2 separate regions of the Homo sapiens genome follow, and region 2 is linked to region 1. A link is a loop called in an ENCODE intact Hi-C map of the cell type or tissue named here. Cell type or tissue: sigmoid colon. All regions are shown on one strand. Links, peaks and the distances in the headings refer to the core of each region. The heading gives the core; the rest is flanking DNA.

The links. A loop is a pair of places that touch in the nucleus more often than their neighbours do. Peaks named below come from ENCODE experiments on the same cell type or tissue, not always from the same donor. Only the 100,000 strongest peaks of a DNase experiment are listed, where the experiment ranks them.
Region 2: a loop joins it to region 1, with 2.9 times the contacts of the local background. A loop is called at or near these places in 13 of 110 quality-filtered maps.

What each region holds. Positions count from the first base shown.
Region 1 is chr1:164,693,869-164,709,239 of GRCh38, reverse strand. All of the region lies in intron 2 of PBX1 (PBX homeobox 1), which reads right to left. Among named protein-coding and RNA genes, the nearest start is that of PBX1-AS1, 73 kb to the left of the region's middle. RefSeq lists an enhancer at 8,654-9,885. In sigmoid colon, for the core only: no CTCF peak of the experiment used is centred there; DNase peaks (open chromatin) are centred at 5,609 and 8,939; H3K4me3 peaks cover 2,808 bases; H3K27ac peaks cover 907 bases.
Region 2 is chr1:164,566,937-164,582,307 of GRCh38, reverse strand. The region is part of intron 2 of PBX1 (PBX homeobox 1); the gene reads right to left. Among named protein-coding and RNA genes, the nearest start is that of PBX1, 15 kb to the right of the region's middle. In sigmoid colon, for the core only: no CTCF peak of the experiment used is centred there; DNase peaks (open chromatin) are centred at 5,357 and 5,787; H3K4me3 peaks cover 2,069 bases; H3K27ac peaks cover 1,254 bases.

The DNA.
Region 1 (15,371 bases), core at 4,933-12,932:
CTTAGAAAGAAGACTAGCTTGCTCAGAGTTACACAACAGAGACAAATGGAGCCTTGAGAGTAGCAGATAGACAAAAGTGACCAACAAAGTTAGGTGTGCTGCAGCCTTCCTGTGTCTGCCACGTCACTGACATTATGAAGTAGCAGGCCCCATGAGTACCGTGACTACTTCTCAGAGTATCTATGGCACCACTGCCATCGCTGATTTGCTGGGGTGTCTCCGCGGCTGTGTGTACACCTCAAGGACTAGGACACTGTCTTCCTCTAGTCAGTATCCCCAGCACCTACCATGGTACCTGGCATACAGTCAGCACTCAATAAGTAGTGCTTAAAATGAAGAAACAGATTCAGTGCAAACCTGCTCAAATGGGTGTTCAAGGCCAAGTATTTTGGAGATAGCCTAGATTCAAACTTGGCATTTTCTAACTTTGTCTTGGTTACTTCTTTAGCCTCAGTTTCCTTATCCCTAAAATGGGTATAATATAATCACAGTACCTGTGCCATATATTTGTTGTAAAGATTGTATATGTTGATGGATGCAGCCGGAGGCCATTATCCTAAGTGATTTAACGCAGAAACAAAAAATCAAATACTGCACATTCACACTTACAAGTGGGAGCTAAACAATGGGTATACATGAACGTAAAGATGGCAACAATAGATACTGGGGTTTCCAAAAAGGAGGAGGGAGGGAAAGGGCAAGGGCTGAAAAACACTCTCTTGAGTGCTGTGTTCATTATTTGGGTGAGGGATTCAATAGAAGCCCAAACCCCAGCATTATATAATATGCCTATGTTAACAAACCTGCATATGTACCCCCCTGAAACTAAATTAAAAGAAAAGAAAATATTTTTTTTAAAAAAAGACTATATATGTGTAAAGCACTTAGCCCAGCTCCTGACACATAACAGTCATCTGATAAATATTTCTTACTTAGGAATGACCATCTCTCACTCATCTCTATCTGCCCCTTACACAGCTACTACAGTAGTCAACCTCTCTTACCAAAGAAAAGGCTGCGTGCAGTCCAGGAACTCTGGTTCCTATCCCTGCTTTACTAGGATTCCAGCAGTCACTTAGTCACTCTGCCTCGCTCTGCTTCTGTGGCCTGCATCAGGCTGAGGTCACTCGGCCTCACCTAACTGACTTGCAGGTTGGCTACGAGACAGCATGGCCTACCAGATGGGGACAGGTGTGGAAAAGCAAAATCCAGGCCATCAAATCTGCTGTAAGTCATGCTCCGGCAAAGCCACTTGAAGTCTAGCCTGCCATGGACCTTGCTGCATGCCTCAGGGTGCCTCAGCTCTCTCGGGCTCTGCCAATGCTCTTGCCTTAATGCAGGGCTTCTAATCAAGATAGCGCAATCGAAAGCATTTGCTTGGTTCTTAGTCCTCACAGTGATCTCTATTTAGTGGGAAATTAAACCACTTTAAGGGGCTAACACCCAGACAACCTATAATGCCATTTCACTCAGACAAGGCTTCCCCATCTGGGAGCAGCACGTTTTCTTTCCTCTTCCTCCCACTGTCCCTCCAGTCTCCTGGGTTTTTATCTTCCTTTCCTTTTCTTTTCCCTTTTCCCAAAAAGGGTGTCTTGGCTTGGCGACTCTTAAACCCAGCTGCATTCCCGAGACAAGCTCTTAAGCATAAATTCATTCCAGCATTGGGTTCTTCTTATTCTCTTTCCTTCCTCTCACTATGTAGCTGGAGTGAATTCATAAACAGTTACAGTGGTTTTAGCACCAGGGCCTTGTATGAGACAGGATTACAGGGGATTCAGCACTTTCTCTCTCTCTCTCTCTCTCTCTCTCTCTCTCTCTCTCACACACACACACACACACACACACCTCAGTGGTGTTAGTCTCATTAGCCACAATACTGTTCTAATCTCTCCCATCTCTAGATTTGCCCTACCCCTGGCTTACTCAGTGCTCTCCTTCCTGGCCTCCTGTGGAAATACTGCCAAATAAAATAACAAAATATTCATATGGTAAGGCACGTTAAAACCTTGGGAAGATTTAAGCCAGGGCTTCATGTCACAGACGCTCCCTCCCATAATCTGTATTCCAATCTCGATGCCAGCGGAGCTGTGATCAGAATATCCAAGGTCTCATAAAAGATTCAGGGCTTACTGACTTCCCTGACATTTGCTGTTTCATGTTGTTCCTGCTCACTCCCTTTCAGCCTCCAGAGCCCACAGTCCCTTTCAACTCACCACTACAGATGGCAAACTGGCCAAGACCATCCACTAACTCAGGACAAACACAGGTCCTAAATCTTCCCTGGGAATTTAGCTGGGACTAGGAAGGGGTTTTCAGTTCTTTCAGTGGCTTCTTTTGTTTGACTAAAGGTTTATTTTTCTGTAATTGCATGCCTGCTGCCTCATCCATGGTACCTGGAAGTGGGACTTTGAAACCCAGGAAGTTAACAAGACTTCAGCAAGATTCCCCCACTTAGCTATGAGTGCTTTTGAGGGTAGGGTTATGTGTGCCTGACTCAGACTGTTTAAATCTTCCTGGTTCTCACTGTTACTTAAATTAGAGACTGTGTTATTTAACCTTGTAAAGCACCAAGGCTATAATTTGTAGAGAAGACAGTTCACCAAATAGGGGCTATGCATATTGTCATATGTTCAAAAAAAGGTATATCATATATATGTGACTGCATGAATCCAGGCAGGACACAGCTATCATACATATCACCATACTAGAATGGACATTAGTAGTTTAAAAACTCTAACAAGATATATTATGATTTAAGGAAACCGTGCATAACTAAAGGGGTGATTGTGAATAGATCTTATGACTTACTAGGAGGATTACAATGGATATCCTAGCCAGACTCCACTAGTGGATTCTAATATGATTTGCTTTCCAATCATATAATTCATGCACAGCTTATCAGAAAGACATTTAGTGAATAAAGGAAGTCACACCATACTTCTTAAGGCATGGTCTAAAAGGAAACACAAAAGGAAACCTCTGCCCTGCCTACAGAAGTTTCCAGAGGAGCCCAGTGACCCACAGAGATGGCAAGAAGAGGTGAAAAGACACACAGTATATGGCTAACACCGCTCAGCCATCAGAGGTCATAGGGGCAAAAGAGAATGGTAGTTCCACTGAATAACAGAATTGAGACATTTTCAAGATACTCCTTAGTAAGTCACAAGTGTCTAGATTTTTTTTATATCAACCATAGAATTCCAAAACTCAGCAATCAAAAACCAAAAGGCCAATTACAATTTAAGTCCTTTTGAAAACATTTTAGCTTATTTCTGTAAATGCTATGGCCACTAGACAAATTAACACAGAATTCCAGATCAAAGTGCCATTCACACATAGGTACTTGAATAACATCAGGCAGCATGAAGGTGAACAGGTGCTATAAACAACTTATTTGAATGTTTTAAATGTATCTACCATGAAAACCTTCTGAAGAGGTTAAGGAATTCTAGAATACAAATTGAAAATTAAAGGCAAGTTGATGGTACCTCAAAATTGAACTTGTCAAATGAGAAAATTATAATCAAAATTGTCTTCATACTTTTCATATCCTTCACTGTGTTAGTCACATAATATATACATATACATGTTTCTGCATATGCATGTGAAAAATCAAAAAGGCAAACACATATCAGTGGCTAATCATAACATAATATAAAAAGAATATGAGGTCTGGTTTCATAAGTGATTATATCCATAAACACATGTCCTGAGGCTTAAGTAAGCAAGCAAGGCATCTCCTTCCACATAGTGATATGATCCCCAAAATTTATATGAAAAATTTTAAAGATTGAGCTATGTTACATTCTTTGGGGGAAACACCTTATTTAAAAGCAGTCAACAGTCAGATATTTCTGCAAGTAAATAATCCTGTAATTCATCTTGTTTAGTAACAATATATTTTTTAATTACCAAACACAACCTATATTATTTATTTACAGTAAAATGTATTTTCCCCAGACATATTATAATACTGTATAGATGAATGGTTCTCAACTGGGTATAATTTTGCCTCCCAGGAGACATCTGGCAATGTCTGGAGACATTTTTGGTTCTCACAATGGGGGAGTGGGGATGCTGCTGGCATCTATGGGTGGAAGCCAGGAATGCAGCTAAACAGCTTACGGTACACAGGGCAGCCCCCATAATGAAGGATCATCTGGCCTCAAAAAGTCAATAGTGCTGAGGTTGAGAAACCTTTTTATAGATTATCACAAATGTTACAAAATTTCTCAAATGATTTCCCTCAAAACCTTTAAGAAATGAAAAATGAGAAGTTGGGGAAAACAAGAACTCCTTTTGGTAGTATTTTGATTATCAAAGTTATAGTTGCTTTTGTGAATGCAACAATATATTACTTCACCATAAAATATGCTCTTAAAACCTAACACTTGTACTTGCATTATACCCACACACTGAGAAATGCTGGAAAATCAGCAAGGATTTTAGGAAAAAACATCTACCTGAGACATCCTTCAATGAACAGAGGAATACCCTGACCAACTGTGTTAAAAGCAAATAAAGTAAGATATAACGAAAGCTAACTTTTTAGCCAGTGAAAAATAAACACATCTGGTACATAGAGTCCTATGTGTGTGTATCCATCCAATTCTATAGTATCAGAGCTCTGACATTCAGTAATATAATAATATTATTTTTGAGATCAGTTAAGGTATAAAATGTGCGTACTCTCAGTCTTTAATATTAATAAGTCTTGTAACTAGCAGTTTCTCATAGCTCCGAATTCTTGAGCACAACTACAAAGGGCACTTATCCTGAAAAATCTAATAAATTTACAGTTTTATATACTTCCTTCAATTGTAAAAGTCTTGTTCAATAAACTTTAAAATGCCACTATAGAGCAATAACACAGACAGTATAAACCCAGCCCTGGGAAAGCTGTGCAACCAGAAATTGTTCCCCTTTCTGCTAGAGCAATAAAGTTTTATATGTTTGAACTGACTGTAAAAAGGTTTGAATGTTGGCAACTGGGGAATAATCTGTCTTCTTTATAGTTATTATCATATTTCCCACAAGACCCCTTGGTCTGTGTCAATCCTTCTTGTATATGACACCTTTGTACTGTCAGCGAAAGCAAGACTACTTTACTTTTTTTTTAACTATAGGACTTGTATCTGTTTTCCTTCAGATTACAGCTAACAGGAATAAATTATTTCTGACAAGCATCTATTGCAGCATTTTACCAAATAAAGCTGGTTGTGAGCTGCTTTTCCAAGAGAGGGAGGGACCTCCTCCCTTCTCCTTCCCTCTCTTTCTCTCATCTGATTCAAATGCAATTCAGGGCTGGTTAAATTGGAGGAAATGCCAATAAAAAGAGATTTGTAGGGAAGTTGCTCTGAATGCCAGACCCCATTCAACATGGTGGTTCGGTTCTCATGGGTGCAATTGGATGTGTGGAGAAGGGACTTAGGAAAAGGTAGGAGGAGGAATCATCCCTTTCCCTTCCTGACCTCTCTTAGATCTGAGAACATCTCTGCATGCACCTGGATTCAGGCAGCACACGGAGTCCAGCCAGTAGAAATGGCCAGAGTTTCTCATATTCTGATTAACAGCCAGTGACGGAAGCGGTAGCTATGACCAGCAGGGGCAGACACCCAAGCTGTCACATGTACGCCTGGGCTGTTGGCTAACTGGTCGTCTCAGCTGAAATGAGTTCAGGCTCGTGGTAATGAGCAGGGAGCCATTTTGTACATATGTGTTTGTGTCCCTCTGCCAGGCCTGTCATGCCACAGATCAACAATACATGGACCTATACCCAGTAATCCATTACACATAAGGCAGCCATATGAACTAAATATATTCTCCTCTCACTCACAATGCTACAGCACCATCCTGAAGTTGCTCGGCTTTCCACCTTTTAGAATAACAAGAAAAAGGCACAGAAGATAAGAACAGATTTTTGTAGCCCAGCATGGAGGTATACACCTATGGTCCCATCTACTTGGGATGCTGAGGCAGCAGGATCACTCCAGCCCAAGAATTCTGGGCTGTAGTGCGCTATGCCAATTGGGTGTCCACACTCAGTTTGATGTCAATATGATCACCTCTTGGGAGCAGAGAACCACTAGGTTGCCTAAGGAGGGGTGAACCAGCCCAGGTCAGACACAGAGCAGTCTGTGTTGACCAATGGTGGGATCGAGCCTGTGAATAGCTACAGCACTCTTGCCTGACAACATAGTGAGACCTTGTCTCTCTCTTTTTTTTTAATAATAGACATTTGCAAACATCAGGTTTTCAAAAATCCAAAGATATATATGGTTGGATATCAGTGGAGCTGGCACCATAAGTTAATTACCTCTGCACTCCAGAATAGACAAAGTATCTCCAAAAGACCATGAGAGTAAGATGATGAGTCATAATGAATATAGGCATATGCAGATACACACAGACCTACACAATGTCAACGAGAAGAAGAATTTTCCTCCTCATCCTATAGACACTTAACAGACCTGAAGGGACGGTCCTGGCATTTCCCTTTTAGACAAAGAAGTGATTTCCCCCTCTGTCCTCTCCATCCCCCAACCACCTCCCCCTTTCATTTTCATAGTGCTTTAGAAAAGGGCTGATATTTCCTGCACTGCATTCACTCTACCTGCCACTGTAGAAGCACACAGTCAAGCACATGCGTGACACCCTGTTCATGGGGGTAGGGTGATTCTTAGATTATGGTGTATCTGTACAAGTGCACACACTCACTCACACTGAAGCCCACCTTGGTCAACTCAAAATGAAGAGTCAACTCCAATATGAAAGCTCTGATGTGGAAGGGTAAATGCCAAATGATGTCTATAAACATAGCAGTTCTACCAGAATGAGGTAATGCAAATAAGGCTGAGTCAATACAATGACATCTCAGTGACTTTGGAAAAAGCTTGAGCCCATGCCCATGAATGTGAGCTCAGGGTATCCTCTTATTTTCTCCTCACTAAACCCTACATGAATGTTCAGGTGCACATTATGATGCCTTCTCCATGCCCAGTTCAGGCAACAAACATTTTAATCTATATATGGAGAACATTAAAAAAAAAACCTCATCGTGGTAATTGTCTCATACTGCCAGCCAGGGCAAGGCACACTGTGCTCCCTCCTGCTCTTCTCCGCAACCCCCAGAACGGAATTACTATACAAGCTATACCTTTTAACAAAGGTGTACTCATGTGCACCTTAAAAGTTCTTAAATAGCAGCTGCCCACTGGAAAAACATATGTCTGTAAGAGATTTTTATTCTCTCCATGTCCCCTTCATGCACTTTGTCTATGTGGTTAAAGTTTACAAATTATTTACTTTTCAGTAGGTTTTTAATATAGACCAAAAGGTTGTGGGTCTCAGTCATATGTCACAGTACCACTAATAAAAGCAATATCGGTGCTATTATAAAAAACTTTCTGAACACATAATACAGAGATAGAAAATGACACAAATCATAAGTACAGAGCTCGGTCAAAAAATACAAAATGCTTTAAAAATGTGCACAATCAGTCTTGTGCAGGACCCATGTGCTGATGAAGTGAGGGCATTGGTGGCATTTTAATTACTCTTGAATAGTAGTGAGTTATCACCTTTAAGACCAGTAACTAGACCATCACCACAGGGGAGTGGGAGAGAGTGTGAAGGAAGAGGTAGTTTCTAATAAGTGACGTAAGTACCACAGGCATGGGATTCATTGACAGTGTTTGTGAAATACAGATTCCTAGACTCCTATCAAATTTGCTGGGGCAAGGCCTGTGAATCTGCATTTCATAAACACCCACACCCGCAGGGGTATTCTTGGAATTACTGAGCTTGGCTAATGAAGTACAACAGCAATTCCCCTGCTGAACCCCATCACACTTTCTTTTCTGAAACTGGAGTGGCACTGCCCTGACTTGCCCAGGCCTCAGGCATATCCATATCTGAGATAACAATTGGTGAAGTTCAAAAAATGGCATTGTGTTTCAACACAGAAAAGAAAAAGGTTTAGAAAAATAACAGATCAACAAGAAAGTACTATCCTGGAAGCTCTGCCTCATTCTAACTTTCCCCTGAACTCTGCTTTCTACATATCTTACCACTCTATGTATCCTAGCAGGGGAAAAAAAAATGCAAAAAGGCAAAGAGTCTCCTGAAAAGATTAGGAGTTGGAGCTTTACCTTATTATCTGACACGCATATATTGTTTCATTACTAACAGAAATAATGATAATACTTGGCTATTTGCGTAATGTTTTAGAGGCTACCACACTTTCATAGGCATGATTATGTTTAGTCTTGCTAATGAATTTATGAAGTGTTATTATTCTCATGTTACAGATGAAGAAACTAACACCCAGAGAGGTTCAATGACATGCTCAAGGCCACACAGCAGGCAACTGTCAGAGGCAGATGGGAGTCCATATCAGCTAAGTGGCAATATACAGGGCTGGCCACCACCAAAACACAAAGATGGGTGAAAAAAGTCATAGAAACCCAACACAAGGGAAAAGCACCTTGTTCACTGAAACTGGCAAACCTTCAGTTTAATTCACCTACCTCATCCAGGAGAGTTGGGTCCCCTTCCATCATCCTATCTGCTGCAGGGTCTCCACCTGACACGATCACCTTTATTATTACCTCTGTACCATGCACTGTAACTAGACCATGAGGTAATAAAGATGATCACTGTCTGCTCCCGTGTCCCCCAACCTAGAGCAAAGCCACCACATTCTGGTCAGTGGTAAACAGCTAGTATTTGCTACGAAGAGTAGCAAGAAACCTTCGGGTGCCACTAAGAGAATCAAGTAACATGAATCTCCTCCCCTACGTAACCAAAGCACTTCTCTTAAGTCTCCAATGGAGAAATAACAGAACCTCACGCTCCCTTGATGTGCCTTCCTTGGCTTCTCCATAACCCAGCAATCCTGGCACATTCTGTCTCACACAGCCACGGGAGTCCCGTGTCCCTCAGGAGCTGCCAAGCTCTCTGATGTACAGGCTGCTAATACAGTGTTATTAAGAATGCGTTTGCCTCCACTCCTCTACACACGCTGGCTTCCCTGCCTGAAGAAAAGCCACACACATGCTCCCACAGAGGGACCCAGCGAAAAGCCCTGGAACCCACAAAGGGAAATCAGCATGCCAAGGGTTAAGCACACCCTGTAATAAGCATCTCTGTTCCGGCATGTTGCGAAAGCCCATTACCTCCCGCCACATTACCTCATTCATTTCTTATATGCGGATGGTTTATTTTCCCATGAGCACCCTGGCTCTCAGTATTAAGTCCCCTCCTTCGCCTCTATTTCTCTATCCATCACATTTAACACTCTGACAGTAACAGTCTATAATGTTTCTATTCTACAAAACCGCTCTGTCAACTCCGGGCTTCCAGAGCAGCAACTGAGGAAAATAAATAACATCAACGCCAGGGACGACAGCATCACAGCTCCCTTTCTGCTGGGCTTTTTTATATTATTCTACAAAGTGAGAAAGAATAAAGGGGATGGGGAGAGGTGGGAGCAACGAGAAGAAGAATTTTCCTCCACATCCTATAGACACTTAACAGACCTGAAGGGACAGTCCTGGCATTTCCCTTTTAGACAAAGAAGTGATTTCCCCTCCGTCCTCTCCATCCCCTGACCACCTCCCCCTTTCATCTTCATAGTGCTTTAGAAAAGGGCTGATATTTCCTGCACTGCACTCGCTCTACCTGCCACTGTAGAGGCACAGTCAAGCACATGTGTGACACCCTGTTCATGCGGTAGAGTGATTATTAGATTATGGTCATCTTTTCTGGAGCAGGAGTCCAGTGAGGAGGTGGAGGTACTTTGGGGATCCACAATCTTTGTTCTCGGGGAGACACCAGGCAACAGAGACTCTGGAACCCACGAGCAGGTAGAAAGGCACAAAAACGTTAACTACTGAAAAATAAATCACTTTTGAAAGCTTGGCTCCCTGTTACTGGAGCTTTACCAAAACTATTTGTATTTTCATCATTTTCGATAGTAATCTTCTAAAACATGTTATATTTCCATCTAGCTTCTTTTAAAAAATATCTAGGTAGATAGATAGAGAGGGATCTTGGACATTATTTGGCCTCCTCTTTGTGACCCACGTCATTTATCATTAGGAATGCTGATGATCACCCAGGCCCGCTGCTATGTGAGAGCACGCATGCCTATTCTGTATAGACTCAGTCTGCTGGTCTTTTTAAATTCTTGAGTCTCCTTTTTATGATTTTACTGCTTCTTTAAGTTTCCCCCTCTTCTGAGGTTGTAGTGCTATAGCTGATAGCATGGGCTGTGGTTCCAGATCATGGAAGCCAGACCTGACTACTGGCTTGGGACCTTGTTTCAAAACCCCCCTGTGCTCTGTCCTCACATGTAAAATGGAGGCAGTTGTGGTACCTCGTGTTCTAGTGTGGTTGTGAGGATTACCTGAGTGAATGCTTGAGAGTATTTAGGAGAGTGTCTCAGTTAGTAAGTACTTAGTAAATGTTAGAGATTATCATGTATATAGTCTGGCACAGGCTAGGAAGCCAGATAAACATACAATTAGAATCATATTTGAAATCAGAGGTCTTGAGTGGTGGCTTTTGGGCGCTCTGATGAGTCAACTGCACAAACTTAAGTACATGGGCCCTTAGTTTGGCTACACAGATATCCTCTGCTAGCATCCTGGCTCTCAGCTACTTCAGATGCGGGAGGCTGGCAACATTGAGTCCTGAATGCCGAGATGTAAATCAAGAGACTAACTCAGGATAAGAAAAAAATGAGGGAACAGGGAACAAAATAAGAAAAACAGCTAAAAATTTCTCACTCAACACCGTCAAACACAATTCTGTAATTCCTTCTGTTCAACCCCACAAGGCTGTTTCTCAAAGAATGAGAACTACAATGTACGAAATTGCTTTGATATGTATGAAACACTCTGTGCTTATTATTTATACCAGTAAGACCATTATTATTACTCAACTTTGTATCGTAAAGCAGTCAAAATGAACTTCTAAATCTAACGGCATTCAGAGGTAGGAGTCTTGCTCTCACCCTCTACTGCTACCCGAGGGACCGTGGTATTTCTTTTTTCTATCTCAGGTGTGGCAGAATGGAAAAAAAACATACTGAGGTCCCAACCCTCTTAACAATCGGTGCCCTGGGAGATACAGGCACTTTAATTTCCCAGACCCGCTTCTCCCTTCCTAAAAAAGAGAAGAGCCCGACACTAGAAAATCCAAGTCGCTTACCACAAAGCTTCAGAATAATGCCTGCATTCCAACCAAAGGGGTAAGTGAGACAAAAAGTTAAGACCAACTGGGATCTAGCATGTCTGATACCTGGAGGCAAGGAGGAACTGGTTCCTGATACGTCTCTTCTTGTCTAGTTCAATTCCAAATATCACAAACAATCTAAACCACTGAGGCAAAGAACACTTCTGCTTTTATGACTTTTCTTTGGTCGGGGGAGGTGATGTGAAGACCACAATCAGGCTAAGTGATATTATATCCTTATTTTAAATGATAATATTTCATTACTGCTATTCGTAGTACTCTGTGACAGTTTAATTTTCCTATTTTGATGATGGAAAAGTAAAGGTGACCTCAAGGCACCAAGTGGCTAAAGATGTCCCCCTAGGGAAGGCATGAGCCTTTCAAATAATTTCTTTGCAACAAATTAACATTGAGACTTCCTGTGTATAAAGGAATTGAATGCAAAAATACATAGGTAAACACAGTTTTTGTTTTTAAAAGTTTATAATTTAGTGAAGAGAAGGGGACGTATAAAAATGATTAAAATTAAGGGTTGAATAAAGGGTTGACATAGAATAGAAAAGGGCTAATTAAAGTTTCAGGAATTTTGTTATAGGAGCATGGTAGAAGAGGTGATTAATCTGAAAGAGGGTCTTACTAGAGATTTCACATTTTCATAGAAAGGGTGACATTTGGGAAGCTGCCGTGCTTTCAGTTATTAAAGGCTCAGATTCTGCAGTCATTCAACCTAGGTTCTAATCCCTGCTCTGCCAATTCCTAGTCAGGTAACAGGGCAAATTATTTAATCCCTCTACTGGTCAGTGTAACAGGGACAATGAAAATACATACTTTATAGATTTTGCAGGGAGGATTAAACGAGATAATGAATGTAAAATAGCAGTGCTTAGTAACTAATCCCTAAATTAATATTAGCTATTATTATTTTAATCTTTCACCAAACCCCATGAAGTAGGTGATATTATCCCCACTTGCAGTATTGAGAAGACGGACATATGAAAATTAGGTAACCTGCTAATGTCACAAAATAGACAAAGGATATAGAACACAAATTTGGGTCAGTCTGACTCCAAAACCCAAATTCTTTTCCACTATAATTTTATTCTGGTCCACTGTCACTCAATAAACTCTGACCTCCTACCAGAAAGAGGTCACTGGAACTAGTGAGCTCAGCCTAGGGACAGCCTGAAAACAGAGTATGATTCTAACAGATACAGCGCTATCCTATGAAAGTCAGAGACAAAGCCAAAAGGAAAGTCAACAATTATACAGAAGTTATCACAACATTCAGTGAAACTCAAAAGATCTACCACAATCTGAAATGAAGAAAACTCTACCTGGCATCCAAATCCCCTCCCTTCCCTGATTTCCTTATTCCTATTAATTAATGCCAAACCCATTCTCTCAGGTAACAAATCAGAGAACTTACAAAGATAAACACATAGACAGACATGGGAGATATCTTAGAGTCTAGTCCAAACTTGCATACGATGCAGCAAACTCTACGACAATCCTGGCAAAGCCTTATTTCCGAGTTACATGACAAAGCCAGCATCTGTGACCACACCCTCCAGCCATATGCCTAACAGTTTTCATTGTACTGAGTCATATCCCACCTCAAACTTTCTGTGGAATCCAAATAAATAAATGAATTAAATGATTCCATCATCTTCAATTCATACCTTTCCTTCAACTTCCATATCTAGGTGGTTACCAGGCTCTGTCATTCTTTTTTTCAAAAACTTTTTGAAAAAAGTGTGATCTTTTTCATTCCCAAGATAGCAGATCCCAGATCCTTTTGTCTCCTGGCTGAAATCTGTTTCTTCACTCTCTCTACACTCTAGTACATCCGGCACATTTTTACCAGATGAGAAGTCCTTCAATCTAATTTCAGAACATGTCATCTATGCTCAAATAACGACTGGGTCTCCATTTATTACTCCCAGCTAGACATTCAATGACAGACTATCAATGGCAAGCACATGGGCCTCACTTTGCCTACTCTATCCTACTTCCTGTATTTTCCAATCAATGCACACCTTCCAACTTGGTCTAAACCACCATTTCATAGGGAAGTCCTACAAACAGACCATACACATAGAAACTGAGATAGATATAAGTTTTGTGTAACATGTCAAGGGCCACAGAATCATTATAGACGAGCTAGGACTAGCTGCTCAAACTCCCTGTCCAGGGCTCTCTCGCTTTTATCTATTAAGTTATGATGTGGTACTAAAGTTGCCTGATTCTGAAGAATGTTGGGACCAGTGGATAAGATTACAGAGCACCTACCATATGTTCAGCCATGTACTAAAAATTGGGAGAAGAACATGAAAAGGCATTAACTTACAGTCCAACGGGGAAACGAACATGCTAAAAACACCATGTAATTATTATAAGCTACAATGAAGGAATATACAAGGCAAAGTGGATACAAAGGAAGAGGAATATCTAGAACTGGGTCAGGATACTCAGGCAAGGCCTCAGCCAGGATCTGAATGATCAGTAAGAGTGTTTTAGGGGATAACAGGTACAAGAAATCGCTAGTAGGAGACAATCTTCAAAGGTATAAGAAAGAAGTGGCAGGTTTTAGGTATTACAGGTAACTCAGTATATTTGTAGCATATGATGAGATAGAAAAAAATGGTGAGAAATAGCCCTGGTGAAGTAGGCAAGGACTAGATCACAAGGTTCATGTAGGTTATGCAAAGGAGTTTAGATTTCATCCTACAGACCAAAATGAATAATTCTCAGCAGACTGTAATGCCACTCTTTCTCTTCCACTAAAGAAAGCATATGGGAATTCAAGTGAGCGAAAGTGACATTTATATGGTGATAATTTGACTTAGCTTAAAATTTTAAATAATTTGCAAACCTTAGGTCTTGAACCATTATTAATATCAAAATTACTTGTGACATACTTCACAACTGATCATGGCACAACAGTTTTGAGATTCAGGACTGCAGCTTTTGACAATGGGACCTCCATCAAAGAATTTTGAATAAGGGTATAGCAAGCAGGTTAGCATGTTAAGAGTCTCCTGGCAGGCCTCAGATGCGATGGGCTGCTTAAGGATATTACAGGCAGAGACACCAGTCAAGAGGTCAATACTGCTGAATGGGTGAAAGATAGTGAGTGCCTGACTTAGGATGACAGCAGATGGGAAGAAGGAGAAATGAGAAATAGTTAGAATGTGTTTAGTTTTATAAGTCTTGGCATAAAGTGTTCATTAAATGCTTGCTGGTAGTATCAACACAAATTGGCTAATGATTAGATGAAGGTAGTGGGAGGTGACATAGAAAAAGGTTAAAGTCTGATACAAATATTAGGTTTCTAGATTGGGCAGATAAAAGACGGAATACAGGAGGAAGACTTGTTGTGGATGGGGATTGATGAGGTCTGCTCTGGATTTATAAATCTGCTGAACATGGATATAGAGATGCTTGCCGGGCAGTTATATGTGTAGATCTGAAACTCACAAAAGCAATCTGGGCTAAACATATAGGTTTTACTTTACCATTTGTTCAATAAATACTTACTGGATACTTGTTTTAGTCCAGACATTGTACTCCTCACTGGGGATGCAGCGGTTGACAAAGAAGATAAGTCCTCTGTCCTCAGTGAGATCACAGATGGATATATTTGTGAGCCATAGGTATTTAGTTGATAAATGCAGGCATACGAATACTTAGTGATGGGCTGAGGAGGCAACATTGAAGTTAACTAAGGAGGCCCAACCAAAGAGATATGAAGCAAACCAAGAGAATACAGAGATGAAGAAATGAGAATTTTATAATAGAAAGGTTGTCAGGATCAAATACAGCAAGAGTGTAGAATAAGGACTGAATTTGTCCACTGGGTGATTTCATAATCTGCAGGGGCAGAAATCTGACTTCAGCAAAGAAAACAAAGCACTCTAGAAGTTAATTGAAAAAAAAAGCTAGAAATCTTAGAATCACTAGTCTCTCTAGTTCTGTGACATCTGAGATAATCCTAAAGGTTTCATGGAGGTGGGACCTGGGTTAGGAGGTACAGAAGATACAGAGGACACTTTTAGACAACATCAAAACAGAATATGGCCCATAGAAGGAACCAGACTGGGAGAGCACTTTCACAACTCTTGTGAAAGGCAATC
Region 2 (15,371 bases), core at 2,331-10,330, 120 kb after region 1:
CCCTTTTTTGCTTTTGCTACTAGGAAGCACAGAATCAAATCTGTAGCCAACCTTTCTAGGATATGGACTGAACAAGGTCCTAGACTAGTTTGACCCAAAGAGACAGTAGCTACTTCCTTACTAGCAAAAGGCCTGAGAAGTTCACAATAAGAAAGGATCTTATGGATACCATTTTACATACTAACATTCCCTTGCATGTTATTTTATTGCCCTACCTGAATTTTTTTCTTCTAATTTCCTCATTTATTTAGTAAATCTCTTGGTATCTCTCACATCTTTTGGTAAGCTTCTTGCATGCCTTTTTGAAATGAAATAAGCAATAAACAAATAAATAAGATACATAACAGGTTCTGTGGATAAATATGTTCCCTGAGTACACAATCATCCCCAAGACATGGAAAATTTACACAGCCATAAGGAAAGTAACACAAGAAAATGTAAACACAAGAAAACTGAAAATAGACGTTGAACTAGGATAGTATGATTAAAGGTAAATTAGTAGATTTATGATTTTCTTTTGTAAAATTTTCTTTATTAAGGTCTTCTTGGTAATAATGATGCTATTATTATATTTTTAATATCAACAGTATTGTTTTCTAAACAGTAAGTTTTAACATGAAATGCCTTGAACTTTTTCTTCCCCTTCAAAGACCTGGGGTGATATGAACAGCTTCACCTTCACCCTGGTCCTGCATACCAGGCTGTTCTCTGGGCCACCACTGCAATTTGGAAGGTAGATCTTCCCTCCTCAAAACTGAAAACACCCACTAATCACAAAAGGGGGCTGGGTGCGGTGGCTCATGCCTGTAATCCCACCACTTTGGGAGGCCGAGGCAGGCGGATCACAAGGTCAGGAGTTTGAGACCAGCCTGGCCAATATGGTGAAATCCCGTCTTTACTAAAAATACAAAAATTAGCCAGGCGCGGTGGCCCGTGCCTGTAATCCCAGCTACTCGGGAGGCTGAGACAGAAGAATCACTTGAACCCGAGAGGCGGAGGTTGCAGTGAGCCGAGATTGCGCCACTGCACTACAGCCTGGGTGACAGAGTGAGACTCCATCTCAAAAAAAAAAAAAAAAATGGCGGTCGGGGAGCTGCTGGATATGCCTTTCCAAAAACAGAGGCTCTGTAACTGGACAGATGAGACTTTTGGGTCTCACCATGGAAGCATCCATCCGCACCACGTAGAATCACTGGAGGGCCCAGGGCCTAGAGTCTGGCTGCACCAGGGAGGTGGTGTGATAGGACAATGGGCACAGGAAGGGTGTGCAAAGGCAGGACCCTGTGCCCTGCTTTATGCTTCTGTCAAAATGCTGGACTTCTGAGAAGGAACTAGGAAAGGTGACATATACAACAGCGGTGGTCAAGCTTTAGACCCCCTGCAAAAATAAGTCATGCTTGTTACCTGAAAGAAGTCAGGTGGATTCTAGAGCCAGGTGCGGTGGCTCATACCTATAATCCCAGCACTCTGGGAGGTCGAGGAGGGTGGATCACCTGAGGTCAGGAGTTCCAGGCCAGCCTGGCCAACATGGTGAAACCCCGTCTCTACTAAAAACACAAAAAAATTAGCCAAGTGTGTTGGCGTGCTCCTGTAATCCCAGCTACTCGGGAGGCTGAGGCAGGAGAATCGCTTGAACCCAGGAGACAGAGGTTGCAGTAAGCCAAGATTGCATCATTGCACTCTAGCCTGGGCAACCAGAGCAAAACTCCATCTCAAAAAACAAACTTGGCTGGGAATGGTGGCTCAACGCCTGTAATCCCAGCACTGTGGGAGGCCGAGGCAGGTGGATCACTTGAGGTCAGGAGTTCAAGACCAGCCTGGCCAACATGGTGAAACCTCTGTCTCTACTAAAAATACAAAAATTAGCCGGGCATGGTGGCGCACGCCTGTAATCCCAGCTACTCGGGAGGCTAAGGCACAAGAATTGCTTGAACCCGGGAGGCGGAGGTTGCAGTGAGCCAAGATCATGCCACTGCACTCCAGCCTGAGCAACAGAGTGAGATTCCATCTCAAAAAATAAAAAAAGTCAGGTGGATTCTAAAAACAGAATAGGCAGAGGCCTAATGAAAATCAGGAAATAAGCTCAAGGCGAGTTTTGAACTTATCCTCTTTACTTGTTTTGCAGCCAGCCACAGTCATGAGATAATTAAATTTCTGTACCTGAGAAACAGGATCAGAAATGAGTAGAGCCAGACAATTTGTTATTTGGACAACCAAGTAAGATTCCACTGGATTTCCTTGGAAGAATCACAATTTGATGGGCTGTCACTCAATGGGAATGAATATTTTCATAGAAAAATCTACACTTAGTAAAACTTACCAAGTAAAATCTCCAAGTCAGCCTCTCTCTCATTAGCTATGTGACTTTAGGAAGATTCACTAAACTCTCTATGCCTCAGTTTCCTCATCTTAAAAATCAGAGTAATAATAGCGCTGTACCTAACACATTTTTTAAATATGCATTAACTCCTATTACATATGAACAGGAGAATTCTGGGCTCCTGTTTCATACAGGAAAGTATGAAACATCACTTCTGCCGACATTCTCTGTTCAGTTTCATTCCAGGATGATCCACCACTACTGGGGCCCAGAGCACTCTTTCCTTCAAATCACTTGGAGCACACAAGTATAAAGTAACAGCTTAACCATCTATATTGCATGTTTCCCTTCTTCGACTGACAGCCAGGACAGACAGACTGTGCTGTCTGTGTGTTCCAAGAGTCAGAGACGCCTCCAGGGCTGGTCTGCCCCAGTAACTGGGCTGAACAAGCTCCTAGACCAGTTTGATCCAAAGAGACAGGCAGCTATTTCCTTACCAGCAGGACTGGGCAGGCCACAGTGAGAAAGACATCACACGGAATATCACAAACCTTAAGGAGACAGGTGGTCTAATGACACAAGGCCTCAAAGAGCATTAAGTTAACCCAGTATGTTCTACTAGCAGGGAGGGAGAGAAGGGGAGGGTATGAAAGTGAAAGATGACGCTAAGCATGAAAATTTAATTTGTTAAAAAAATGGAAGACAATGCACAAATTGTCTACATGTACTTATTGAATATATAATAAATGTAGGGTATAAACATATATGTGCACTATGATAAAAATTAATTCCAGCTTCTAGAAAGCATTGCTGTTTGTCTCCCTGCTAGCAAGAACCCTGGAGCACAGAGGTAAATTTCACACTTCCTCTCAGTACTCCTTCAAGGCAGAAGCAGACCATGTAGCTTAAGCTGCCCAGGTGAGCAAATGTCACAGAATGCCTATTCAGCGGGTGGTAAATTTCAGCCATCCCACGGAAATGCCAAGTGGTCTCAGGTCACAAGTTTGGCAAATAGCAATGGGGGCGGGGAGGGCGTGGAGGGGTGGGTAGGCCCCAGTAGAGGGGAGGAAGAGAACAAAAGAGAGTGAAAGGGGAAAGGCAGAAAGGAAATAAAGGAGGTTACAGTGCTTGAGGAAAGGCAGGAAGGCCCAGTATGCAAGGACTCAAACATAGAACATTTCTGAGGCATCCAGGTAAAAAAACTAGAACTCCTTGATTCAAAGAAAGCATGCTTCTGCATGTATCACCAGGGCAGCAATGAACTTTGGTCAAGAATGACCTTTACAGCCACACTCCTGGCTCTGGGGAACACATTCCAGGCTCCTGTCATGGGCTTTGGGAGTGATGGACCTGCCCATGTCACATTGATTCTGCCCATGATTCAGGCCCCTGGAAGCTCCTTGAGGGTAAGGGCCACAACTCACACATATCTGTATTTTTCAGTCTCTGTCACAACACTTCAGGCATGGGAGAAGTTTCACAAATATTTGCTAAAGCAATAATTAGACCAAAATGGAATAAAGACTCTTCAGTCCCATCATGCCCTCCAGGAGGTCTAAAACAAAAATGTTGAACGGTATTTCTCAAATGAAAAAATAAATCCAACCAGGATAGAGATTCATTTTTAACTTTTTCACTATACAACCTGTGGAAGATAAAGAGTTTTCACCAACATCTCCAGAACATAGGGCATTCAAAAATATTTTATGAAACTTACTTAAAAAATAATTGAGCTTCCATAACCTCTACTTACAAAGGGCAACATGCAGGAGGTGACATTATAGGTAAGAAGATATACTCCAGTGGGATCTTGACAACACAAACAATCTTTGCATACTTATACCCAAATGGAAGCCACTGGAGAGATGCTTCTCTCCCCTAGGAAGTCACCAAAACATCTCTACTTGAAACACCTAGAGAGGAGTCAATAGAATAAATGAGTAGGAGGATGGGGGTGTCCAAATCAGGAGCAGAAGGAAGCAGTTATTTCCATTCTTTACTATCACCATTGCTGATATTATTATTGCTATGCTTATATTTTAGCTGCAACATCTGTAACAGTCAGAAGCAACAAGAGAACTCTCAACCTACATAATAACCCTTTCGTCCTCTCCCCCAGAGTTACTAGGATGAGAAATTCATCCTGTGAAATTAATAATGGGCTTGATTCTCCAGCTGGTGGATCAGAGACTAGGCTGGTGGAAATTTATAGAGGGAATTAATTTATAGATTTTCGAAGTAATGAGGGAATTCAACCTTCCTGACTTCTAGCTCTCCCACATTCATTCAATAGAAAGTTTCTGGACCGTCTACTGCAGGACCTGCTGGTTTCCTGTGAAGCTGTAACAGAGCAATAATAAGCAAGCACTAGAATACACTTAAGAATAATAATCACACATCAAGAACATCTTTCCTAGTGTAACTTTCTAAGAAGAAAAATAAAGTAATATGGCTTAGGCATGTGTATGATGACAGCCCCTTCCTGCCTGGGCTCCAGCAGGCTAGGTGGGGGAAGGGAGGCAACTATGCGTGCATGGGCAGGAGGGGGCAAACTACCAAAATCAATTCTCTATTTTCTGAAGACTGGTAAAAATAAGGCAGCTTGAAGCCCCTTTAAACATTCCTCTGAGACAAGACAAGCCGCCATATAAGAAACTAGCTATGTCTGAAGGCCCCAAACCTTCTTCAAGTGTTAAAGAAATCAGACTGAGCTTAAGGAAAACAAATGTCAGTGCTGTTTAAAGTACATCAAGGTTCTTTGGGTTAAAAATCTCCCTAGGGGAAGATGACGCACTCCCTGTAAGAGCTGAGAGACAGAAAAGACGGGAGGGTTTCTGCAGTAACTCCAGATTATATTATTTAATTCATTTCATTACCATAAAGCAACAACTCGAATATTTATCGAATACAGCTGAGACAACACACGGCCAACTAAGGAGCTGCAAATTAATACGCGTGCGTGTTAGCACATACACACACTCACCCACGTGCTCACACGCGGCCTTCTGAATTTCACTTCTGCATGCAAAACCACCACCACCGAGGTCTGCACAGCACCGGCACTTTGCATATTGAAAACGCGGCTCCAGCGGGCCCCACGGAACAGATCCTTCCCAGGAACAGACCCTAGGCCCGGCTCCCTGGGAACAGACCGCAGGCACCCCTCTGCCTCAGAGGCTCTGAATGTGACTCCAAGCCCACATTGAGAGGTGTTTAATAAAGGAAGTATGGCTCCCAAGAGGATGTCTTCCCCCTGGGGGGCGGCGGCCCTCTCTTTACCACCCTTTGGGAGAAGAGTTAAGTCAGCCGGGACAGAAGAGGTGGCGGGGGAGCCTCGGGCCGCCGCCGGGAGCAGACCGCTGCGGCTGACCACTGCAACCCGGGCCAGGCAAGGGAAATGATGAAAACACAGCAAGCCCCGCTTGGGGGACACTTGGCTTCGCGGTCCGCGCGCTGGCGGCCGGTGACGTGCGGCCTGCGCTGGGAACTCAAGGGCAGAGTCTGAGGGGGGCCGCACGCCCGAACGGGAGAGGGAGCCGGTGCAAGGCGCAGGGTGCAGAGAAGACCGGGTGCGACGCGGCGCCGCGCCGGCGGACCGGGCAGTGGCCGGGCGCTCCCAAGCGTCCTCTATGCTGCGCGCATCAGCCCTGCGGTGAAGTCAACAGATTTGCGAGGGGGTTCGCGGCCACCCCTAGCCCTCTCCTCTAATCTAATTGTGCAGCGTCTTACAGCAAGACTCAGGCGACAATCTACGACGGTCCAGCTCCCAGCATCATCATTATCCTTTCTGAAAAGGGCATCTCGTCTTAGCACAAGGCCATGTGGCTCGCCACCGGGCTTCTCCACTGTTTCTTGGTTCCAAAAGTTTTATTTTGTGATGCATCCCCTTAAACTCCTTCCAGACGACTTCAATTTCTCTTTTCTACGTGGTCTGAACGAACATGCTCTCTCATCTCTTGGGTTTTATTGTTGCTGGGTTTTGTTTTTTCTTTTTTCCCATTCTTCCTTAATTGGCCTCCGGATGAAGCTGCTTTAATTTATTCCTCACACGATGTGGTTACTTCTTGGGCCTTTATACTTGGTGCTGCGCGCAGCATCACCACCCACCCGCACCCACCCAGACATTTCCTTCCCAAGATGTTAGGTATTACAGGCACCCTAGTAAGGAGGATGCACAAAGGAAAGATGTGCTTGTGTTACCCGCTCTTTGTTTTTAAATATTTATTAATGTAAGCAGGGTGCATTGGCCCTAGAGCCTCTGCATGCAAATTCTACAGAAAGGAATTAACGTCTACACCCTCATATCCATAGAGTGCCTTTCAGAATGGATGTAGGCAGGGCTCATCATTAGACTCTCTGGGAGTCTTTCTTTGTTAGGGATAAAAGACAAATGCAAAGTTTCAATTCTATTAACAATGGTAATTATAAGGAGGATTCTCTTACAGTGACAACACTTGAGGTCTCAAATCACCTAACGCCCTCAGGAAAAACGACTGACTCTCTCTGCCCTACCAGCACAGGCTACTAGGTAAATGTATTCCTCTGACCTACTGGCAGATTCAACCTGTCTCAAAGCAAGACAAATATATAAACTTTTTCTCATACTTACTGACCACACTTTCTTAGGGAAACTCAAACATCTTTCTAAATATCCTCACTGTAAGTTTGCAAACGCCCCACTGACAGGTGGGAAACAGAAATTATTTCAGTATTTCAGCTGAGGCAAACGTTGAACAAGTAACTCCACCATTCCAAGGTGAGGGCCAGACTCCTTTCCTAAATTCCTGGGCTCTACCATATGAACTCAAGAAGGTATTCTGCACTTGCAATACTGCAATCAGAAATCTATTCCAAGACAAGTTTCCAGTCTAAAATCCAATAGCTGCAAATACATAGCATGAAAACAACATATGCATTCCATCACAAAGTCCGCAAGGTGGATTAAACTGGGATTGGCCTCCAACTGGCCTTATAAATGGGATCCTGAATGCTTCAATAATTTTTTTTTTTTTTAGTCTCACTCTGTTGCCCAGGCTGGAGTGTAAAGGCGCAATCTCGGCTCACTGCAACCTCCACCTCCCGGGTTCAAGAAATTCTCCTGCCTCAGCCTCCCAAGTAGTTGGGGTTACAGGTGCCCACCACCACACCCAGCTAATTTTTGTATTTTTAGTAGAGACGGCATTTCGCCATGTTGGCCAGGCTGGTCTCGAACTCCTGACCTCAGGTGATCCGCCCATCTCGGCCTCCCAAAGTGCTGGGATTATAGGTGTGAGCCACCACACCCAGCAATAAAAATTTTTTTAATTCCACTATTTTTTTCCCTCTCAGTTTGCCTTCTGCAATTCAACTTGATTGATGGAGGGTAACGTTAACACCACCATAACCAGTTTTACATGACCATCTAGGAAAGATATAAGGATTCATAGGAGAAATTAGAGCTGCCATAACAATGAAAAAGAATTTTCTTTTATAAATGTTCCACCTGCCTAGTGTCCTAGGAATCTAAGCTTTGGCAGGGATCATGTTGGGGCTCACAACCCATGGAATATGGAGTCAGATCAGAGGCTCTCTAGAGTCACCCATTCCATGGATGTGGAAACCTGAGACTAAGAGGTTAAATGGCGTTCTCAAAATAATATGCTACCACAGAGGTAGTCAGTGTGAGGCTGCAGAGGGTCCAGCAAACTCCTGTCATACCATGGAGTGCTCTGTACTTGTTCCATTGCATTACAGCTAAAGAAAACAAGGAACTGCTTCGGCCCACTCAGTCTATTCTAGGGAACACTTAAGATTTTGTTAAGGAGAAAGAAAGAACCTAAAATGAAGAGCTATGGAAAGAAAGAAGCAAAAAACACAGAGAAGGAGGTGGGGGAACCACCCCATCCCGGCTTCCAGCAGTGACCTCAATAGTGTAAGGTGGACGTTCTCTTCCAGAAAAAGATGTCTCAAATATGCTTTAATCTGGAACACGGCTATTCATCAGGCAACAATTTCAATTGCTACAGAACTACCAGCTCAAGTTTGAGTGGGGAACAACCATGTATCTTCCTCAGAATGTAAAAACTATGCCAAAAAAGGAACAAAACGGAGTTATGCCAGAACAACTATTCTATGGCTGTGCTGTCCCATATGGTAGATACTACTCATGTGTAGCTATTGAGCACTTGAAGTATGGCAAGGCAAAATCAAGATATGCTATAAATGCTGGGCACGGTGGCTCACGCCTGTAATCCCAACACTTTGGGAAGCCAAGGTGGGTGGATCACCTGAGGTCAGGAGTTCAAGATCAGCCTGGCCGACATGGTGAAACCCCATCTCTACTAAAAATTAGCAGGGTGTGTAGTGGCAGGCGCCTGTAATCCCAGCTACTTGGGAGGCTGAGGCAGGAGAATCCCTTGAACCCGGGAGGCAGAGGTTGCAGTGAGCCGAGATCACGCCACTGCACTCCAGCCTGGATGACAGAGAGAGACACTGTCTTTAAAAAAAAAAAAAAAAAAAAAAAAGATGTGCTGTAAATGTAAAATACACAATGGATTTCAAAGCCTCAGCATAGACACACAAAAAAAGAATGTAAAATATCTCATTAATTTTTATGTTGATTACATATTGAAATATTTTCAATGTATTTAAGTTAAATAAGATGTATTATTAAAATTCATTTCACTTGTTTCTTTTTACTTTTTTTAAATGGGGCTACTAAAAAATTTAAATCATTAAATTTAACATTACCATTTCAAGGCCTTAGCACAAAAAAAGAATGCAAAATATCTCAATAATTTTTATATTGATTACATGTTGAAAGATTTTTAGATATATTTGGGTTAAATAAGAAGTATTAAAATTTATTTCACCTGCTTCTTCTTACTTTTTAAAAATGAGGCTACTAGAAAATGTAAATCATTAAATTTAAAATTACAGGTGTTCACTGAAAAGCACTGTTCTGTGAGATTCTCTCCACAGAACTCTAGAAGTAGGGGAGGGGGGTGTGAAAGTGTGGAGATGCCTTTTGCTGCGTTTTGCCCGAGACTTTTATTTCTCTCACACTGACAACCATTTAACATAAAAGCAGGGTCAGGAAGCATGTTAGTGAACCTCTAAAACTCCCGGACAGAGGTAGTAGAAAACTCAACCTGAACCGACAAGGCCAAACTGATGAGAAAGGTGGTCAACACTCTGTCATGTGGTTTCAGAAAAATAACAGTAGTGGCCACTAGTTGAGCATACTCATTGAACTATGTGCTTTACATCAGTGTCTTTTTTAGCCCACCATCCTACATCATACATATTATTATCTTCACCACAGAAATGAGAACACTGAAGCTCTGTTAAATCCAATAGCTCACTAATGTTAACACAAGCTAGGATGGTTTCACTCAAAGTCCATGCTCCCTCTGTCACACTAGATTACTATTCAGAAAATTCTCCAATCTTTTTCAAAAGTGCCTTCCTCTCCAGGAACCTGACATCTGAAATTCCAACATTGGAGAATCATTCCTTTGTCTTACTTTTTTTCCTCTTTAAAATGCAAATAGTTCTAACAGAGATTTCACATAAATCCTGATCATGCATACTTCAAGTCAAATAAATTTATCAAAAACTTTTTTTCTTAGTGTATTGACCAAACATGACAATAAACACAGTAGAGTCCTAAACATAGAGAGGAGACATCATTGAATGGAGAAAGAGATTGAAAAGAATGAAAAGCTGAGAGTGCTGAAGACAAAACTTAGTGCCATTTACACTATGACTTAAGAATACACCAGGCTGGGCGTGGTAGCTCAGGCTGGGCGCGGTGCCTCACACCTGTAACTCCAGCACTTTGGGAGACCAAGGCCGGTGGATCACTTGAGGTCAGGAGTTCGAGACCAGCCTGGTCAACATGGTGAAATCCCATCTCTACTAACAATACAAAAATCAGCTGGGTGTGGTAGCCCATGCCTGTAATCCCAGCTACTCAGGAGGCTGAGGCAGGAGAATCGCTTGAACCTGGGAAGCAGAGATTGTGGTGAGCCAAGATCGCACTACTGCACTCCTGCCTGGGACACACCATCTTAAAAAAAAAAAAAAAAGCATATATATATATATATATATATATATATATATATATATATATACAATGTACAGATTTTTGTATATCAAATAGACCTCAATAAAGCTGTTTTTAAAAAATGTGCCTACTGCAGCCACTCTGTAAAACCGTTTGGCATTTTCTCAAAATCTAAACATAGAGTTATCACGAGCCAGCAACTCCACTCCTTATCCAGAGAAATGAAAACATATATTCATACATAAAAACCTGTAAGCAAATGTTCATAGCAGTATTATTCATAATAGTCAAAAATGGAAATAACCTAAGTGAACAGTAACTGAAGTCCATTCCTTAAGTTACTGTAGCAACTGAATAATGAATAAGCAAAATGTGGTATATCCATACAGCGGAATAGTATTTGGCCATAAAGAAAAATGAAGTACTGATAGATGCTACAGTATGGATGACCCTCGAAAACGTGCTAAACAGAAGAAATGAGTCAAAAAACATCAAATATTTTATGATTCAATTTATGTGAAATGTCCAGAATAGGCAAAAACCACAAAGACAGCAAGTAGGTTAGTGGTTACCAGGGACTAGGTGAAGGGGGAAATATGGACTGATTGGTAAAAAGTACTGGGTTTTTTTAGGGGGCAAGGAGGCTGATAAAAATGTTCTAAAATTAGATTGTGATAATGGGTTCACAACTTTGTCAATACACTAAAAGCCACCTAACTGTATATCATTTAAATGGGTGAATTTCATGGTGTTAGAAATATATTTCAAGAAAGCTATAAAAATAATGAAGAATAAATCTACTATGAATCAAGGCTGTCCTTATGACAAAGATAACATTTTTCCTAAATAAGGAATGTACTAGAAGGGCAAGAAAAGGTCAGGTTGTCTTCTATCAAACAGTGGGTGAAGGATATGAACAGACACTTCTCAAAAGAAGACATTTATGTGGCCAACAAACATATATGAAAAAAAGCTCATCATCACTGGTCATTAGAGAAATGCAAATCAAAACCACAATGAGATAGCATCTCTCACCAGTTAGAATGGCGATCCTTAAAAAGTCAGGAAACAACAGATGCTGGAGAGGATATGGAGAAATAGGAATTCTTTTACACTGTTGGTGACAGTGCAAATTATTCAACCATTGTGGAAGACAGTGTGGCAATTCCTCAAGAATCTAGAACCAGAAATACCATTTGACCCAGCAATCCCATCACTGCGTATATACACAAAGGATTATAAATCATTCTACTATAAAGACACATGCACACATATGTTTATTGCAGCACTATTCACAATAGCAAAGACTTGGAACCAACCAAAATGCCCATCAATGATAGACTGCATAAAGAAAATGTGGCACATATACACCATGGAATACTATGGAGCCATAAAAAGGATGAGTTCATGTTCTTTGCAGGGACATGGATGAAGCTGGAAACCATCACTCTCGGCAAATTAACACAGGAACAGAAAATCAAACACCGCATGTTCTCACTCATAAATGGGAGTTGGACAATGAGAGCACATGGACACAGGGAGGGGAACATCACACACTGGGGCCTGTCAGGGGGTGGGGGACAAGGGGACGGAGAGCATTAAGAGAAACACCTAATGTAGATGACGGGTTGATGGGTAGAGCAAACCACCATGGCATGTGTATACCTATGTAACAAACCTGCACGTTCCACACACGTGTTCCAGAACTTAAAGTATAATTTAAAAAAAGAAAGAAAAAGAAAAGGTCAGGTTGCCCTAAACTCACTTGTGCTACTTTTCCTGCTTTGGAACTTTGCAAGTTGAATGGATAGGCTTATGTATCTTCAGAGAGAAAATGAAATGTTTTTAACTATGATTACACAATGCCTCCAGTTGCTGACGCTAAGAAAACACCATCCTTAATATGCAATTCTAGCTTTTCAAGCGGTTGTTGTCCAGTTTGTAGTTTAAAAGTTTTTAAAGTAGCTTAAAAACTTTTCCTCTGTTCTTACCCATTCTCTTTTCCCCCTCTTCTTCCAATCTGTCCCAGACTTTTGGCCAGATATAGCTAATTCTCACTTTAAGAGAATAGCAAGGGAAACAGGGCCAGGCATGGTGGCTTACGGCTGTAAACCAGCACTGGGAGGCCGAGGCAGGCGGATCACTTGAGATCAGGAGTTTGAGACCAGCCTGGCCAACAGGGCGAAACCTCGTCTCTAGTAAAACACAAAATTTAGCTGGTGAATGCCTGGAATCCCAGCTACTCAGGAGGCTGAGGCAGGAGAATCGCTTGAACCCAGGGATAGAGGTTTCAGTGGGCCGAGATCACGCCACTGCACTCCAACCTGGGAGATAGAGTGAGACTCTTGACAAAAAAAAAAAAAAAAAAAAAAAAAATGCAAGGAAAAAAAGAAAGCAAATCTTAAATTCAGCAATTTTTGTCTCTTTTCAGCATAAAATCAGAGTCTTGGAATTGGCTTTGTCTTTAGGGACCATCTGGTATAAGCCTCTCTATTTCATATAAGAAAACAAGTCCAGAAATAATAACAGCTAGCAGCTATTGACTGTTTACTCTATGCCAGGCACTGTAATTTACATCTATCACCTTATTTAACCTCACAGCGACCCTCTAAGATAAGTACCATTATGATCTGCATTTTATAAATAAGGAAAATGAGGCACAGAGAGGTTTTTTAACTTGAATAAGGCCAGACAGTTAAGAAGTAAAAGATCTAGGATACAAACTCAGAGAGTCTGGCTTTAAAGACCAGGTCCTTAACCACTACTATTATAGTTTATCATAAAATTATTTAAGCAACTTTTCTATGGTCTTATAACTACTTAGTAGAAGGTCCAGAACTAGCACAGAGTGTGAGGTATACCCACCCCAATACCTACTTAATGACAAAAGTTTCAGTAGAAGATGCAGTTGAAACTACAACCTAAACCAAAAAGGATGAATTTTCCACCCATTGCAATCTCAATTTCCACCAATAATTGAGAGATTGAAAGAGAGCTGTTAGAGGTAAGAAGACCTTCGGGTAAGACACTATTGACCTTATTCTGCCATCATGGGGGATAGGTGTTATAATCTTATGACAATCTATTCCTGCACCTTTTTTCCCCTCTGGGGATCACTCTGCTAAGTTCCGAGAAGTGCCATCTTTGAGATGCAGATGGGGCAAAGATACAACCAGAGAACTTTCCTCATGAGCGACGATCGATTACCCCATTACTTAAAGACCAGTAGACGTACATTTTTTTTAGCCTGAAAGAGTGAAATGCAGTGATATCCTGTGAAATAAGATATGAATCCTGAGATAATTTATTATAGAAAATACAGTGCCTTAATTATTTACATAACCCACAGGAACTCAAAGCACTTCACAAACAACTCATGAATTCTCTACTTATTTATCAATTATTGCATTCCTTAAATCTTACCACACCATTGCAGGTAAAGGGCAATGGAACCAAAATTATTATATTCCTCCAAATCAGGTTAATATGGCAATGAAAATGAATGGGTGCTTCTTAGGGTCATAAGAGAATGAATAAGAGCTGTTTGGAGCTGGACCTAGGACACTGTCTCTATCATGTGGTGCTTTGGTAAACTTTTTTTTTAAAGGAAAAGCAATAAAAAGAATATTTAGATTCGCTTCACCAAGTTCAAACATAGTATCATCCATCTAAAAGAGATTTGAAACCAAATTGAAGAATAAGCTTTCCTAAGATATGCCTATGACACAAAAGAAGTCAGGGTCATGCTTTACAAATGAAAATGTCTTCCAATTTAAATTATGTGCAACATCTAGGTTTTGGTTTATTTGCTCGTTTGGGGGTATTTTTATAATTTTGCCAACAACCACAACAAAAAGTTCATGGATGTCAACAGAATGCAGGGGCAAAACCATGTGAATAGGTCTGGCACCAGCAGTGAACTAAACACACAGGCAGGTAATGCCCCCTTCTCAGCCAACAGTGCAGCCTACTGTACAGAACCCACCCACACCCGGCCCAGCTCAATGCCCCACAGCTCTTAGTTCACAAGGTTCTATGTTTCCCCGCTTATAAATCCCCTTCCAGATCCTTCAGTATAACCTAAATCGCTCTCATGTCCAATCCTCACAGACACTCCTATTGTTAGAAAAAAATGACACCAAAATTTCCCAAATTCTCATTCTGGCAGCTTTGACCAAATTGCTCTTTGCACTTCTCAAAAGCCAGAATTGTTCTAATTCTAGTAGTAGACTAAAAATGGAATACACAAAAGTGACTAAAAAGAAAAGTCATTTCTCATTACAAGTTCTTCTTATATTATGTCTGTCAGAGTTATATTGTTGTAGGTCTACGGCTTATATCCACATTATAATAAATAAATAATATAGGGTCTAACCACATTACTTCTGCCTTAACACACTGTACCTGAAAGATAGCATCAGGTAAAACTGATTTGTAAGTTCCTTTCATTTGATCCCCTTTTCTTTCCTCTGCATCTTTACCAGGAGGGAGAAAAAAAAAAAATGAACCAAATTCTTGAATTTTCTCATCAGCAAGAAAAGTTTTTGCATTTGCTGGCTATCGATGACCTTCTACAAAAATGACTCCTACCACTTCAACCCCAAAAGGAATCTGATCAGAGGCTGCTTCTAAATGGTTTAAAGTTATTTTACTCCTATTTTGCTCAAGGCCTAATACCATCAGAATTCTCTTCCCGCAATCTCTAGCTTCCTTCCATAACCCACCGCCCCTCCACCTACATATGCAAACATACACACACACATATACATAGACACACAAATTATTCTCTAATGCTTTAAAGGGGAGAGGAGAGGAGAAGTCCCATAATGTAATTGCTATATTAAAAAGAAGTGGCAGGCGAGAATAATAAGGGAGGGTGTCAAAAGTGAAATAAAGTAGTAGAATTAAAAAAACACACACACACTACAGTTCTGTGATGGGGGTGTTAATTGAACACAGAGAGAAAAGGAAAGAGAGAGAACAAAAGGGTGTTAAGGAGCAAAA